Regions from separate parts of the Mus musculus genome. Here region 2 is linked to region 1. The links are chromatin loops, found by intact Hi-C in ENCODE. Cell type or tissue: left cerebral cortex. All regions are shown on one strand.

Region 1 (8,000 bases):
AGTTTCTGTTAGAATCTGTTGCAAATGAAGAAACTTTTGGTGGCCTCTGTAGCAGAACAGCTAGAAGTTTGTAAACTCTGACCATGGAACTCAGTTACTAAGTATCTGAATGGATAGGATATTTACTTCTCTAACTGTGGACTTTCAATCAGTTCAGCTTCCACTGGAACACAGTCTTCTTTTTACAGCACAGTTCACTGGAAGAATGGCTACACAGCTACTAACAAAAAGAATCCCCTGGTATCCACAACATAAAAACTAAGCAGATGCTGTTCTGGAGGCAAAAGAGGCCACTATAGTAATCTGATCTTATTACAGACCCACTCCTTATCCTTGCTGCCTTCCTTATTTTAGAGCAGAGTCTCAAGGCCCATGCCAAGTTTTTAATGTTCTTCCTACTGTCAAACCTCAGGCTTGATATCCAGCTTAACAAATATGGCCGCCATCTTGAAATTATCTCCCTTTCTGGTCAAATAAGGGTCTCATCACCGTCCCTGGTGTTAATTTCTAGGAATACTTTCCCCACCATCCTCTCATCTACTTCTAACATCCAGGCATGGTCTGCTTCATCATACATAGCCATTTTAAAGCAGAGTGTATCTTCCTCTTCTTCATTCCTATTGTACTGACCATCAAACTGTCCTGTCTTCACTGTTTAAGTCAACTCCCCACACGAGCATTGACTCCAACACCTGAAACCCATCTCACCGTCTTTCATGCATTGCATTTTTCAATTAACAGACAACTATTGTGTGCCTAGTGTGCCCACTGTGTGCTAGGCTGATATGACACAGTATCTGAAGGGACAGGAAATTACTGTTTGGTGAGGTGGTTGGTGTGAAGAGAAAAGCTCCCCCTAGAGACACAAAATAAACACAGCCAAGTAAGTAGTCCTAGGAGCCTGCCTTCATACTCTGTGGTTTCAGGACCCATTTCCACATGGAAAGAGAACAATGACTCCAGGATCCCACACTTAGGAAGCATCTAGTACATCCAGGCCAGCCACTAGCCACACACCAGGACTTGGTTTTATTTCTATGAGGAAAACCCACTGACATGAATTTTTAGAGCTTTTAAGTCTCTGTTGCTTATGTTTTGTCTTGATCCTGAAATTAGGGAGGAAGAGGGAGGAGGAGTAAGGGGAGGAATTTGTAGAAACCTGTCCCTTACTGTGCAGGCTGCTTAGCAATGCCTGGTGCCCTGTGCCATGCCTGGTGCCCTGTGCCATGGCTGGTGCCCTGTGCTCTGCCTGATACCTTGTACCATGCCTGGTGCCCTGTGCTCTGCCTGGTACCCTGTACCATGCCTGGTACCCTGTGCCATGGCTGGTGCCCTGTACCATAGCTGGTGCCCTGTGCCATCCCTGGTACCCTGTGCCATGCCTGTTACTCTATGCCATGCCTGGTGCCCTGTGCTTTGCCTGGTGCCCTGTACCATGCCTGATGCCCTGTGCCATGGCTGCACCTTCAGTCTGCACACCACTCAGAGTGTGTGAGCAGTTGTGAGTGGAATAATTCCACCAGAGCTCGCTATCATTTATCTTTCTGTACAAAGCTTGGCTTTCCATTCCCACCAGCGCTCTTCTATGAAGTCTATGGGTTTTGTATCTTGGAGGCACCAGGGATGACAATGGTGAAAAAGGCCAAAGTAGCTTGTTGTGGGTCCAAAATGTCAATTAGACTACAAAATTCATTGCTGAAAATAGGTGTGTTTGGAAACTGCTTGCATACATATAAGTTTGATTTAGAGATCTTTCACTGTTACCCAATGTTGTTTCCACTCATTTTACCAAGATTCACTATTAAAAAAGAAAAAGAAAAAAAAAAGGTTTTTCTATGTTAAAGATGAGGGAAACAATGGTCCTCAAAATACACAGATTTTTAACTTTCCTTTCTCTAATTAGCTGGAGAGATTGAAATGTACTCAAACTGTGGGTGTTGCGGGGGTTGGGAGGATCAGTCTGCTCAAAACACTTGAACTTCAGTGTGAAAGCCAGTAAGGAGTAACTAACACACAAGCTCCCTTCTAAATGACAGCTTCTCCTCAAACAATATGCAGCAAGCCCTCTTACCCGAGCCGGCAGCACCGGGTCTCAACACAAGATTATGCAATGCAATAAATAATCTCAATATGCTGAAGACACAAATGGATTTTGTTCGCCTTGACTGATGATACAGCTGCCCTCCCGGGAGTCTGTAGGCCGCTTTCCCCAGGAGCCCTCCCCTCCTCACTAGCTCTAGCTCGGGGGAGAAGGTGCAGTCACAGATGCCTGTATGGAGGGAGCTCCTTTGCGTGCCCGCAGCCAGGAGAGCACTGCACTCCTTTCTAGTTGCTACTGGACACTTCTGCACCCCTCTATAAAAGACTGCCACCATGCCAAACAAGAGCTTGGGAAGGAACCTTACAGGAAGCAGGGCAGGGGTACAGGGATGAAGTCCTCTACAGTGTGGATCCGTTTGCTTCTCATACAGACTGAAGGCAGCCTTCGCCAGCAGCCCATTTTTCTGACAAGCAACCAAAGACTTGCTTGGCTTAGTCACAGCCATACCACTCCAGAGCTAGCCTCTAGCTACAAATAACACCTGAGGTCAGCTCTGGTGCAAGAAGAAAACACACCTGACCCCGTGCTTAATAAACAAGGAAACCTCACTGGGTCTTTATCTTGTCATCAGGATGGAAAGGCTTTGTGGCTAAGCTTATATTCCAAGAGACAGGTTCGTTTACATGAGCCTAGAATATAACTTTGAGTATATGTATATTCCTTTGAACACTTACATTTAGGCAAATCTCCTTTGCTCCTGATATTCCTATAGCACAACACTGGCAGCGAGTGAGTTTCGCTGTAGATTTCAAATAACACTTCTATGGCATCCGTGTCACCTCTCAGTTCCTCTTAACCTTGAAGCATCTTGACCACATACTATGAAACCGTAGTACTAGCTGCAGATGCGCCAGACAATGACAGAGAGAGCACACTCGGTCCCTGGGGGATCCGTTTGTAATCACCCCTTCAGCATGCAAACATATCCCCCTCCCCCAGCCGATGCTGTTTTGGGGGAAAGCAAGCAGGAAGCTGGAGGCAGCTGAATCTGCCACTCCCCAGGTAGTGTCTCAGCTCCCCTGTCACTGGGAACCTCTTTTCATTACTACTGCAAAAATCTTGCCCTGAAAAATGAAAGCTATGAAGGACCAAAATGAAAGCTATGAAGGACCGGAGGGAAGAAGAAGCCAACAAGGAAGCTGGAAACTCATGCTTAAGGTCAACCGCCTTTCTCATCTGCTTTTCTAGTACTTTGTGTCAATTTGAAGGGTAAGACCTAGACACCCCCCCCCCCAACGAAAGAGAGGAAACACACAGCAGAAGCAGCAGGACTGCTACATCAAACTGTCTAGCCCTATATCCCCATGATTCCAAAGTGGAGTTGGAGGCTCCTGAATCCATTCATGAGCATGGCTCCTGTGCTGACATGCTCACTGAGGACAGCCATCTACTGAAGCCTCTCTGAGAGAAGTGGCTATTACCGCAACCATTTTAAATGCATTGACCAGCATCCTGCAAACCCATCCAGGATTGGCAAAAGCAGCATTAGAAAGAGGCAGAAATTGGGCAAAAGAAAGTGGTGCCTGGTAACGGCAGCCTTCCTTCACTCCCGGCTGTGGCCTGTCCCATATGACTTAGCCTGTGTTCATGAAAGTTATCTCCGTCACACAGACACATCGCTCTGCAGCAAACGCAGAGCATGTAAACAACCTTGTGGCTGCTTCAAAACCTAGTGCCCTGGGGTAAGCCATTCCTTTCTGTGGCCAAATTGCAATGCCCTTGAAAGTTATCTGCAGAAGAGAGTCAAAGCAGCACCTAGGTCCTTCTATTTAAATGTCGGAAGGAAAAGGATATGTATTTTTTTCCTTGAAATATCCATAACCTGATTTACTTGGAGGTTTTTCAAATAAAGCACTCTTATTCTCTGAAGCACAAACACATAAATTCTGATAACTGTATCATCAAGCTCCTTTCCAATGACAGCTTTTTTTTTTCTTTCTGAAAATGCTCTGACATTTCTAGGGGACACAGTATCTCAGCACTGAATACCTGGGAACCTTGCCATAGAAAAATGCTGCCTGCTGTGACTGAGAGATCACTTTCTTAAAGGGACCTTCACCTGGGTGGCTGCGGTGCCGCCGGTGTTTGCTCCTTTCCCTGGTCTGTTCCCTGTCCTGTGTTCCTGTCTGCAGCCCAAATTTAGCTCAGGGTCTTTCTACAAGAGGAACATAGTTTCTAATATTTTGGTAAATACCTCTAAACTGCAAGAATGTATTCTAGAATATTTAAAGTTAAACCGGTCTGGAAATAAACATTTATGTTTACTAATAACATTTTTGAATGTTTTATGAGACCCATAGCATTTCTCAGTTAAAGTGAGATCCAGACTCCTCTCTCTCTCTCTCTCTCTCCTCTCTCTCTCTCTCTCTCTCTCTTTCTCTCTCTTTCCTCTCCCCCCTTACCCCCCTCGTGTGTGTTTCTCTTACTCTGCCAAGTCATAACAATAATGGTCTGTCCCACCTTCTAGAATTCTTCACTCCAAACAGAAAGATTTTAGCCTCCATCTGAGAAGAGATGCTTTGCCCAGAGAGAAACACCAGTTTTCTGCCTCACAGATAGTACACTTGATTAAACCGGCTCTCCAACACCATCACTTCCTACTTTCTCATGCTCTCTCCCATTCCACCAGGAACGATGACAGATATCATCCACCCTCCCAAACCAGGTTAGAACCCAGAATGAGCAAGGAGCCACCTACCATTCCGTGCCTGAGAACTAGGATCCTGGTCCGGCTGTTTGCCCCAGAAATCCTCCCTACTGGGTAGTCATTAGCCACATTCCAAACCGGAGTAAGGAGCAGAGTCTTTGGAGGTGTAGCGATTGTTTAAAAATAATAACAGACAGGTGATTTCCAAGAAGACCCAATCTTTAGCTCACTCAAGCCCCTAGTAATTGAGGAGTGAGGAGGAAAAAGGAAATTTGTAAAAATGAAAATAGAAAAAAAAAAGGGTAAGCATATAAGAAGCACCACCCACCCCCCATAAAAATAAACTGAGACGACGAGGAGGCTTAAGAGAAGAGAGAGCGGCTTGCTGAATCACCCTCTCACTGCCTGGAAACCATTGTGCAGCGGGAGGCTGCCTGTACCATTGTGGAACCTACCAGAGGAGACGGACAGAGGGCTTGGGGAATGGGGTTGCTATGGCAACTGAAAGGAGCACACATGACGTCAAAGCCCAGAGAGGTCTAGGGAGGGGTAGGAGGAGGAAAGAGAAAAAGGAAAAAGTCTATCTGTGGCTACAGCTACCTCGTTTTCTGGCAAAATGAGAAGCAGGCTTCGGAACTTGGCAACCAAAATATGCGAATTCAGCGTGCGGGGGGGGGGGGGTGGTGGGGGTGGTAGGGGGGGTGGAATTCTGCACGAAGCCAAAGAGCATCCTCCCTGCTGCTCCAGCTCTGCACAGCACCAAGGGCAGATCAAACAGCCATTGGGAAGCCAGTCACCCCGGATTTTCAACTACCTCAGCTTTTTACAAACAGCGAAGGAAGGCAGAGGTGTACCATCTCTCTGAATGTGAAAACAAACAAGAGATGAATTCAACCTCAGAAGAGATGCAAGATTGGACCTGCGTCTGGACCATAGAGGTCATTTGTCCAACCCCATTTCTTCTTAGTCTCCCTATTTTTGTACAAACCCTGCATAAATATCCGCTAAAGCAAACTGGCTAGACCGGTATTTATAGTGCAGTTTAAGGTAGAAAGAAACTACTGACAATTTGAGTTAATAAATTAAGGGTACTGTGGTATTCTTTTTCTGGTTTCAGAAAATTCCATGGGAAACTAATACAAATTGAATTTACTACATATCTAATTTTTAAGCAAATTTTCTGACTTTGCTATATGAAATTTTAAATCATGTATATATGTGTGTGTGTGTGTGTGTGTGTGTATAGATATAGATGATATAGATATGGATGATATAGATATAGATGGAATGATCCCTAGAGTACTTTCACTATTAAAATGTTTACCAAAACAATTTTCACCTTATTTCACATATAGCATCATTTCAATACATATTTTGAAAGTAATCCTAGTCTTTGGACTTTTCAAGCTACACAATTAGATTCAATGCTGGTTTTTCTCAAACATCTTTTAGATGGGTTTCCATCTATTGAACCAAAGTGATGCTAAAATTCATGTTTTCACACCGTGCTCTGGAACTGGCCCACTGACTTGAGCGAGGAGCCCCTGTCCCTCTGCCGTAGGGTTATGAGTAAGGTTAAACAGGTGTAAAGCCAGCAGAGATGGCGGACCCTGCGATGCATCATGAGATCCTGAGGGACCACATCGAGTTTTCAGTCCCCGAGATGTTTTACCCGAGAAGAAAGCCCAGAAAGGAAAAGTTGTGTGAGCTCTCGCTCTACAACTCCCAACATGTTGTTGGTTGTTTCTGTGTTCTGAATTCAAGTCCCATGAGAACCAGTAGCTGACTGCTAATTTTTACTCTCCACTTGGGTCTACTTATACATTATGACTGCCTGGTATAAACTATGGATGAACAGCCAAGCAACTTCACAGTAGACAGCTTCTAAATTATTGGTCTAAATGTCCTTCCTTTCCTCTGCTTCTCTCTCTCCACCTTTTCTGTGCTAGGAACCAGAGGTCAAGGCCTACATATGCTAAGCCAGCCCTGTGCCACCATGCAGCATCCCCAATGTGTTTCCATGGCAAAGTCAATCCCAATAATGACATTGACAAGGAAACACTGGACTTCGGCTCTTACCTTGCACTCTGAACAAATACTAAAGCAAGAGAAGTTATATGCCACAACATGAGAGTTAAAAAAAAAATCTGTAAAGCTTGTAAAATAATGTCTGTCCTCTAAATGAAAAACAAAATTCTGATTTTGGAGTAAGATTTTTTTTTTTTTTTTTTTTTTTTTTTTTTTTTTTGGTTTTTCGAGACAAGGTTTCTCTGTATAGTCCTGGCTGTCCTGGAGCTCACTTTGTAGACCAGGCTGGCCTCGAACTCAGAAATCCGCCTGCCTCTGCCTCCCGAGCGCTGGGATTAAAGGCATGCGCCACCACGCCCAGCTTGGAGTAAGATTTCTTAAGGCAAATAAATGCATTCACTTTGAGGGAAAAAAAAAAGAAATAAAGAAAAGAAAAGAAAAAGAAAAAGAGAAAAATACTTCATCAATGCCAAAAGCTTTTACTTGCCCACAGTCATCCGTGAGAAAGCAGACTAAGAGAAAATATTGACATCCCTGCAAAAATATACTTGATGTATACAAACTCCTGATTATATGAACATTTACAATCCGGCAATGACAACAAACAAAGATGTTTGATGAGTAAGAGGATTTCAGCAGACACCTGAAGGAAGGCTTATCAATAGTCCATATGTACATGAAAAGGCACTCAACATGACTAGTCATCAGGAAAAAAATGCTAACTAAATCCACAGAGAAATTCCACTCCATGCCTACAAAAATGGCTACAACCAAAAGCACCCATACTGGAGGAGCTATGAGAAACCAGAGCTCTCTTCCTTGCTGGCGAGAATAGAAAGTGATAAAGCTACTTTGGGAAGCAGGTCAGAAGATTTCCATCGTGATAAACAGACACCTACAGTGTGACCCAACAATTCCATTTCTAGGCATTCATGCAAGGGAATAGAAGCATGCGCACAAAATGTGCATAGATGTCATACCAGCTTTATCTGCAATAAGTAAAAGCTATAAGCAATTAAAAGTGTATCCACAGAACAGATAAGCAAATGATTGTATATTCATGGAGCAGAATTTCACAAATGATTACAGCCATGAATAGGTTAAAGCCAGCCATTTTCATGTATTGGATAACACTCTTCATGGCATTAGTGTCCAAGAGTGATGGATGCTGACCTGATGTGGAGAAGAGTAAGATTGTTTATATCTTTAATTCTCAACTTGCAT
Region 2 (8,000 bases), 49 kb before region 1:
TATATACACAAATAATTTTATAGTAAAGAAATCACTGCTGGTAAGAATGTAGTTGACTCTTCTGTGTGTTCCTATGTTAAAATGGTCTTCACTGTTTTCTCTATGTCTCACCTCTATCCTTTGCCTACATTGTAGCTAGAGTGACAGACTGAAAATACAAATGTTACCCTGCCCTTTCTCTCCAGTAAACTTCTCAGCCACTTGCATTCTCCTTTGCCTGGACAAGTTTAAGCTCGCTGAGACCACATGGACCCTCTATGATCCAGCACCTGAAAATCCCTGCCGAGGGGGACCATACTTCACTTTTTGAGAGACCAGATCTTTTGAGTTCAGACTCCACCTTAGAGAACCTGACCTAAGGTTGAACTCAAGTTAACTAACAGGCCGGTACCTAGCACCAGTTTCCAGGCTATCCCCCAAAAAGACCTATGTCTAATACCAGTCTCCAGGTTACCCCACAACAAAATCTGCATCTAGCACCAGTTTCCAGGTTATTCCCCAACAAATCTGCACCCCCAGGTTACAAGCCCGCCCCTGACACTTCACTTCCTAACAACCACCAATCAGGAGGAAAGCAGAAGTCAAGTTTATGGTTTGGCTTCCAGCACCAGCCAATTGTGTTAAAGGCCATAATGGCCCCAAATCTCATGTGTACCAGGCTAGATACCTACTTCGTACCTCTATAAATGCTTGCCTGAAACTAGGCTCAGGACTCCACCTTCCTGCTGTGTCAGGGTTGGTGGGGAGCACAAGCTTGAACTTGAATAAAGATTCAGCCCCTTGGTGGTCTTTTGGGGTTCACAAATGTTTCCTGGCACACCTTCATCCTTGTATCCTCTACTCCTTTAAACTACTTGTGGCTTTCCATGTTCTCCTTTGCTCCTGTCCTGGGATCTCCACAAGGGCAGAGACTGTGACTCCATGCATTCCACTGCCAGACTCAGGAACAGTGGCAACCTACCATGACGTAGTCACCACTGTCAAGAAGCCATTAGCACATGAAGAGTTAATTCAGTCACCTGTGGCAGTGTTCCTGAACTCTCAGAGTCTGGTCCACGCACAACAATTACCATGATATCATGATATTGTCTTTCTCTTTTGGTTTCTTTCTTGTAGTCAAAATCCAAAAGTTCAAGGCCAAGAGTGGGCAGAGGGTTCTCGTTAAGTTCTCTGTTGAGAACCAGATAGGACAGAGAAAAAGTTGGGTAGAAAAATAAAAGTGTGTTCCGCTTCTCTCCTAGCATACCCATCCACAAAGCCAGCAGCAACCTGATGCTAATGTACTCTCTGAACTTCAATTTATAGGAAAGAAACCCGAAGGCCTGCCAAGAAGATGCCTATGAAGCACGGCCTTCTGCATGCGAGTCTCAAGTTTAATCAGTTTGGGGTACGATAGTGATTTGTTTCTCAGAATGAAAGCAGTGGTGATCACATCCAGTTGTTTTACACTTTAGACATGTAAACATTCATTAAGAGGAACTTGAAGATCTTAAATAAAAACTGAAGGGTTAGGAGCTTACAAACTAGTTTCAGCATATCATAACTTACTACATGTGCTAAGGTCTGTATATGTTCCCCAAATTTCATATATTGAAATCGTGACCTCAAGGTGGCAACATAAAGGCAGAGGCCTCATGAGTGGACTGTGTGAACCACGTCAGTGAGGGTCCAGCATTCTGCGACCACGTGAGGTCACTATAAAACGGCTGCCATCTAGGAATTACGACCAGCAGACATGGGTGCTACTACCACCACTGTCTTGAACACCCACCTTCCAAAATGGTAAAAAATAAATTTCTGTCATTTATGAATTACAAGTCAATGGTGGGGTTTTTTTTACAGCATCCCAAAGGAGTAAGATGCTGTGTGCATTTGTTATCTAGATATTCCTCCTCTTCAACTATCAAGACCAGTCCTCTAAAGGCAAAGACTAGAAATTACCATGTTCCACTGTTTACCAAGAAGAATCTGAAAAGGGGATTTAATTACAGTACTCAGGAGCAGAAATACTACCCTTAACCACTATTTATAAATTTGTTAGACTGGAATATTATATGGTAAACAGTCTTCCCATCTTTTGAGAGAGATAATGCACTTTTTATAAGAGTTTACTTGGATTAATTACTTAATACTTGTAAAGAGTTTTCCGTGCACATGATTTTCCTTGCTTTGCTACTCAGCTCATTAAAAATGACAATCAAGGTTATTTGCTTGATGTCTTAAAAAGACCTAACTGTGCACTGTTGTGCAATTAATGTGAGGATTAAGTTTGAATTCAAAACCCCATTCATGAATATAAACAGTCCTCATTTTTAAACTTTTTTTTTTTTGAGACAGGGTTTCTCTGTGTATCCCTGGCTGTCCTGGAACTCACTCTGTAGACCAGGCTGGCCTCAAACTCAGAAATCTGCCTACCTCTGCCTCCCAAGTGCTGGGATTAAAGGCGTATGCCACCACTGTCCAGCTCAGTCCTCATTTTTAAATTCCTACAAAATTACTCATATAAGTTAAGAATGTTCAAAGCGCAAGAAGAATACATTCTAGAAATAGTATCATGAAGACAGTTGAGTGACATTTGTTTTCCAGTTTATGATATGATGCAGAAATAAATGGGATGAAAGATTTCTACACTGAGAAAAAGTCTAGAAATATGCAAAATATTTACTATTTCTAGAGCAGTTTCCACACTCAAAGTCAAATATTCTTTTAGAGCTGTCTTAACATTCTTCCTTTCAATGCTATAGGATACTCATGAGTAATTATTTTGAGACCCCAGTTTGCACACTTCCATTGTCTGTGATTTGGGGCTGCTGCTGTATAAGAACCATGTGTCTGTAGGTCCCAATGTTGACAGCAAAGAGTGCAGTCTTTCTCCCCACAGAAAAGGTGACATCTTTAGAAGAGCAATCAACATTCTAAAGTATAAGAAAGCAAGCTAAGCAGAGTGGAAAGGATAATTCCAAAAAAGAAAGGAGAGCAGAGAGTATAATTTTGACAGGGGTTTCAACCAATTCCTTAAAAGAGCTTAAAGTGACAGACAGCGTGTAGTCACTCATCCATAGATATTTTGTATATAAAAAAAAATCCATGGTAGGGGTAATAAATAACACTAAAGATCTTTCCAAAAAGAGATATGGAAAGCCACTACTATATAAGATTATTTATAACACACACACAAACACTCCAGTTACCATCTTACAGGGCAACAATGCCCCTACTAGACGCCACAGATTACCAAAAATCCCAAAGCCAGGAATGAATCTCACTTTTGGAGCTGTTGGACAATGATGTTCTATTGATAAAATACTCCCAATGCAAGCACGAGATCCAAAATGCAGATTCCTAGCACCATGTAAAAAGCCAGTTCGAACACTCTGAAATTTCAATTCTGGAAGAGCAGAAACAGGGTGGTCCGGGAGGCTAGCTGGCCAGTGAGTTTAGTGACTGGATAGCTTCAAATGCAGTGAGAGACCCTGACTTTAAAAAATATATAAATAAATTTGGCTAGCAACTGACATGAGTGTCTAATATCCTCGTGTGCATGTATGTGTTCATGCATACTCACATATGAACACACCTACGTACAGGTCCACATACCTGAGCACATACAAACAATAATAACAAAATTAAAAGTGAAAATCCATGCCAAGTGATACTATAAAAAAGCTACAAACGAGTTCTATGATTTGGGGGAGGGGGTGGAGGAATATGCTAATGAAACACTCAGTCTTTGAGAGGTGTTGAGGAGTAGGCACCTGGAACTGCTGCAGAAACACCCGAAAGCTTTTGCACAAAGAGCAGTGAGAGTCATGGTAATGGGCTATCCTGTTCCTCCACAAAGGGAGGAGGCTACTTCAGGAAATGGGATGTGCTTAAATGCTCCATGCCTGGATCCTCATTTCACTAAGCTCATTAAATATTTATTGAGTATTCATTAGGTGCCCAGTCCAGGCCCTGTCCTCAATGCCGGGGATGCAGTGGAGAGCAAAGTCTGCTCAAAGAGCTTAAGCTCTGGAGAGGCCATAATTCTGACCCTGACCATCTGCTTTCAGGGTTAGGGTATCACACACACACACACACACACACACACAGAGCACACACACAGTGGTGATGGTGACGTGCTTAGAATTTAAAGTCTCGGTTTCTCTATGTGTTCAAAAGGCAAAATCCACTTCACTTTCTCCTCTCTCAGATGTTTTCTTTTTCCCTTTCTCTCACTTTAAATCTCTCAGCTGGCATCGCAGGCAGCTGCTTTCTCTCTGTGTCAGAGCAATCAATATATGAACATTTCTCAAAAGCGAAAAAGCATTTGGGTTGCAATTTGCTTTCTCAGCTGGCATGTATGTGCACAGTCATTTGGATTTACATGATGATGATAACCAGCTAAAGGCAGCACGGCCTTCTGAAAAGGCAACTGATTCAAAGATAACAGCTATGCAGCCATTTCTCATCCAGGCCCAGCTGCCTAATAATAGCATGGTAAAATTATTAATGAAGCACTGTCATGGCTGGTTAGGGAATGTGCCATCCAATTAGATGCAGTTTTAAATTCACTCTGGGCAAACCACTCCCTAGTTTTCTACCACCCATTCTGGTCTTGGTTTCAATGCTGCTGAACCACAGCCTTTGTAGACTACTCATTAGCATGCAGAATAAGAAACAATTGCTTGGAACTGGAAACACAGAAGCCAGACATTTGGCAACATCACACAGAGTTCACTGCTGAAGTCAACTGGCAAAGCCACTCTGGGCTGACAGGAACTGCCTCTGTTGTCATGGAAACACGGATGAACTGTGTTAGTAAATAGTTTGGATTCTCTCACCTGCCAAGACATAAATTGAACATTTACTGTGGAATTTTTAAGTCTATCTGAAAAATGGACTATTTGCCAGTAAATATTTGAAATCTCTCCTTGCTTCAGAAAAAAAAACCTCCCAAGCATTTGGAAATGCACTGGAATCCTTAGGTATCCAAACACAACTCAGTTTAATTGTGTGCAGAATGTTGTGGGTGGAGTTGGGGGTGGGGCAGTCGCTCTCCATTCTCATGGTGGCTTTTGTTGTCAAAAATCCTCATCTACAAGTTCACGGACAAAAGAAAATGAACGAGAAGGGTGTGGGGGTTATGCTAATTATTGCAGGAGATGGTTCTAAATATGTGTTAATGATTCAAGCCATTTCTTAGTTTTTCTTCAAGCTGTATTTATTCTGAGTGTCTCCTGTGCCCACTCATTGACAAATGAGCCAAGGAAGGCTGCCTCCTGCACACTTTCGCCTCAAACATCCCATTGTGGGAATTCTTCTGTCTTGATAATTACATTAATTATTAGCCTTAATTTACAAATGCATCAAGTATGACAGAAGAAAAATGTCTCCACTAAGGCACTTCTGGAAAGAAGCCATACTACAAGCCTTAGATCTCAGCATACTCAGTCTATCTTCTGGGGACATTCTGTCTCCTTTAACCTTCTCCCTGTGACTCTCTTCCATATCACGCTGAATTATATTTTTCATAGCAAGTGAAAATGTTTGGATTTTGCTCTGTCCACCAATTTCTCATCCAACAGACACTGTAGCATGTTCTTCTTCCTTGGTGACTTCTGACAGAACAATGCAAATATCTGCATCCATGTGTTGTACTCTGAAAAGGGAGAGGCGATACAAAGATAAATAAAAAATGTTTTCTCTTATGGCAAGGCTATTCTCATGGGAAAAAATGGTAGGTGCCTTAGAAAAGGTAAAACAGAAGTGCAACAGCAGCATTGTGAGACATATGACACATGGTTAATTTTGTTTAGGGATTGGAAAATGTCATACTAGGACAGTGTTGTCACTATACTCTAAGGAGTAACAGAGGATTGGGGGAGGGGGGTGAAAACATCATTTTCAAAAAGTTAAACTCATCTCTTTTGTTCAGATGGAGAACCTACCAAATGTTTTATTTGACTTACACAAATTCATATGCTCAGAAGTCACTCACATAGCTATAAACAGGAACCCTCAATTCCCAACAATTCACCTTCTACCAACACAAAACTGAAAGACAGGCCAGTCAGCTCCTCCTGCACCACTATGACCAATCAACCTTGCAAGCCCGTTTCAATTCTGAACAATTCTCTCTGACAAAGGAAGAAACAAGCATCCTGGGTTACAGAGACTATACACAAGACACAGACAGTAAAAGGCGGAAACTTGGATATGCCTAAAACTCAAACATTGAGTGGAAAGTGGTCAACGAAGCCATGAAAAGCCATCTAGGTCATTAGAAACAGGGGAAGGCTATTTGAAAAAAGCCAAGTTGAAAGATTTCACATGTGATACAAAGGCAGATTTTGTTCACAGGCAGTGGGAAGACATTAAAAGAATTGTAAACCTTAAGGCATGAAAACTAGAAATGTTGATCTCAGAAGAAGACAGTACAGCGGTCTCCAGAAGTCAGAGAACAAGATTGAAGATCAAAGGAGCAAGTTTGACTCTTTGAGGGCTTCCTAAGCAGTCTCCATTCATAGCCTTGTCTCGTGAGTAGTTGCTGTCATATATCAGACATATATATACACTAAGCATGCAAACCAATATTTATAATAATAAATCATAAATTTATTTTAAAACAGTCCTTTGGCATATGAGTAAGTTTAACACTCATTGAAGACAAAGCAAATTTCACACTAATGAGATGAATCTTCTTGTTTACTTTTACATAATAAATAAATAAGTCTTGGCTGAATATCTGATCCTGCATCAGAGAGTATATTCAATATTTTTCAGTTGATCAATATATTGATTTCACAATTATCAGTGCTGAGAATGATATATTATATAAATACATAATAAAGTGGCAGATGTATATTAAGAGTCATTTCAGAAATTGTTAGAATTCTGTTCTACAAGCCAAAATTCACTTAATGATTTTGAGGGTGGGGTGAGAATGTACATCCTCCCATGTCAGGGTGGAGCAACTTCAGATGTCAAGCTAAAACAGTGCCTCCTACCTTTGCTTTGAGGCAGGGTCTCTCATCAGCTGGGAACATCTCCAAGCAGGCTTTGAAGACTGGACGGGAAGTTTCCAGGGATATACCTATCTCTCTCCTTCACCATGGTTACAAGCATGGACCAGTGCACACAGACTTTCATATGGTCTTAGGGATCAACCTCAGGTCCTCGTACTTGTGAGGCATCTGTTTCACAGGATGAGCCACTTCCCACCCACTCACCCCCATTTGATAGTAGATAGTACTTTTTATAAGATTTAAGTCATCAATTCAAACAATAATTTCTGAACTCAGATATTCTAGCACTACAATCCAAAGATGGACCGATTTGACACATGGGTCCTGAGGAATCACATCAATAGACCTTTACATTCTGCAAGAGCAGGAAACTCTGCACATACAGTAAACCTTGGTGGCCCTGCATGGCTGTGTGGCAGGTGTGCACTGTGCAGTCATCTGCTGTGTTCACACCCAAAGCTACAGTGACCTCTCGTGGCACAACACACAGCCTCAAACAACTCAGACTCACTAAGTTTGACTACTTTTAGTCAATCTTGGGTCCTCGCAGGCTCAGAACCCTTTCCCTGAGGGTTGTTTTTGTATGGCTTTACATTGAGTTTATGTGACCACCAAACCTCCCATATGGGGACATAACCCATTTTAAGCAGCTGTGTACTATAGCACAAGGCAGTGAACTAGTTTACAAGGACTTGTTCTTGTTTATCAAGAACTCGAAAAGAGTTCCAACAGTTCTCAGCCCAAAAACATAATAAACATTTAAGGAGCCATAAAGGTTAATCTCATGATGGATCCGAGCCATTGTGAATATGCACCTAGTACTCATATTGCACCCCAATAAGCAATGATCACGCCAATTCAAAGGATAAGAGTATGCTATGGGTACCCCTAAAACTTAATCTGTTCAAATCTCCGTTTTCTAGAATTACGAATTACTTGGGGTATTTTAAATATAATACGTGATTTCTTCTTGTTAGATTTCTAAATTCCAAA

Evidence for each region. A loop is a pair of places that touch in the nucleus more often than their neighbours do. Peaks named below come from ENCODE experiments on the same cell type or tissue, not always from the same donor. Only the 100,000 strongest peaks of a DNase experiment are listed, where the experiment ranks them.
Region 2: a loop joins it to region 1, with 5 times the contacts of the local background. A loop is called at or near these places in 8 of 42 quality-filtered maps.

The regions. Positions count from the first base shown.
Region 1 is chr5:103,206,091-103,214,090 of GRCm38, forward strand. Mapk10 (mitogen-activated protein kinase 10) reads right to left here and starts at 5,244. Exons shown (of 14, transcript NM_001081567.2): 1 at 4,800-5,244. In left cerebral cortex, a CTCF peak has its summit at 833; DNase peaks (open chromatin) are centred at 2,015, 2,238, 2,994, 3,560 and 4 more places; H3K4me3 peaks cover 4,713 bases; H3K27ac peaks cover 4,423 bases.
Region 2 is chr5:103,156,722-103,164,721 of GRCm38, forward strand. All of the region lies in intron 2 of Mapk10 (mitogen-activated protein kinase 10), which reads right to left. Among named protein-coding and RNA genes, the nearest start is that of Mapk10, 51 kb to the right of the region's middle. In left cerebral cortex, a CTCF peak has its summit at 7,484 (motif pointing left); DNase peaks (open chromatin) are centred at 4,539, 5,122 and 7,093; H3K4me3 peaks cover 226 bases; H3K27ac peaks cover 2,074 bases.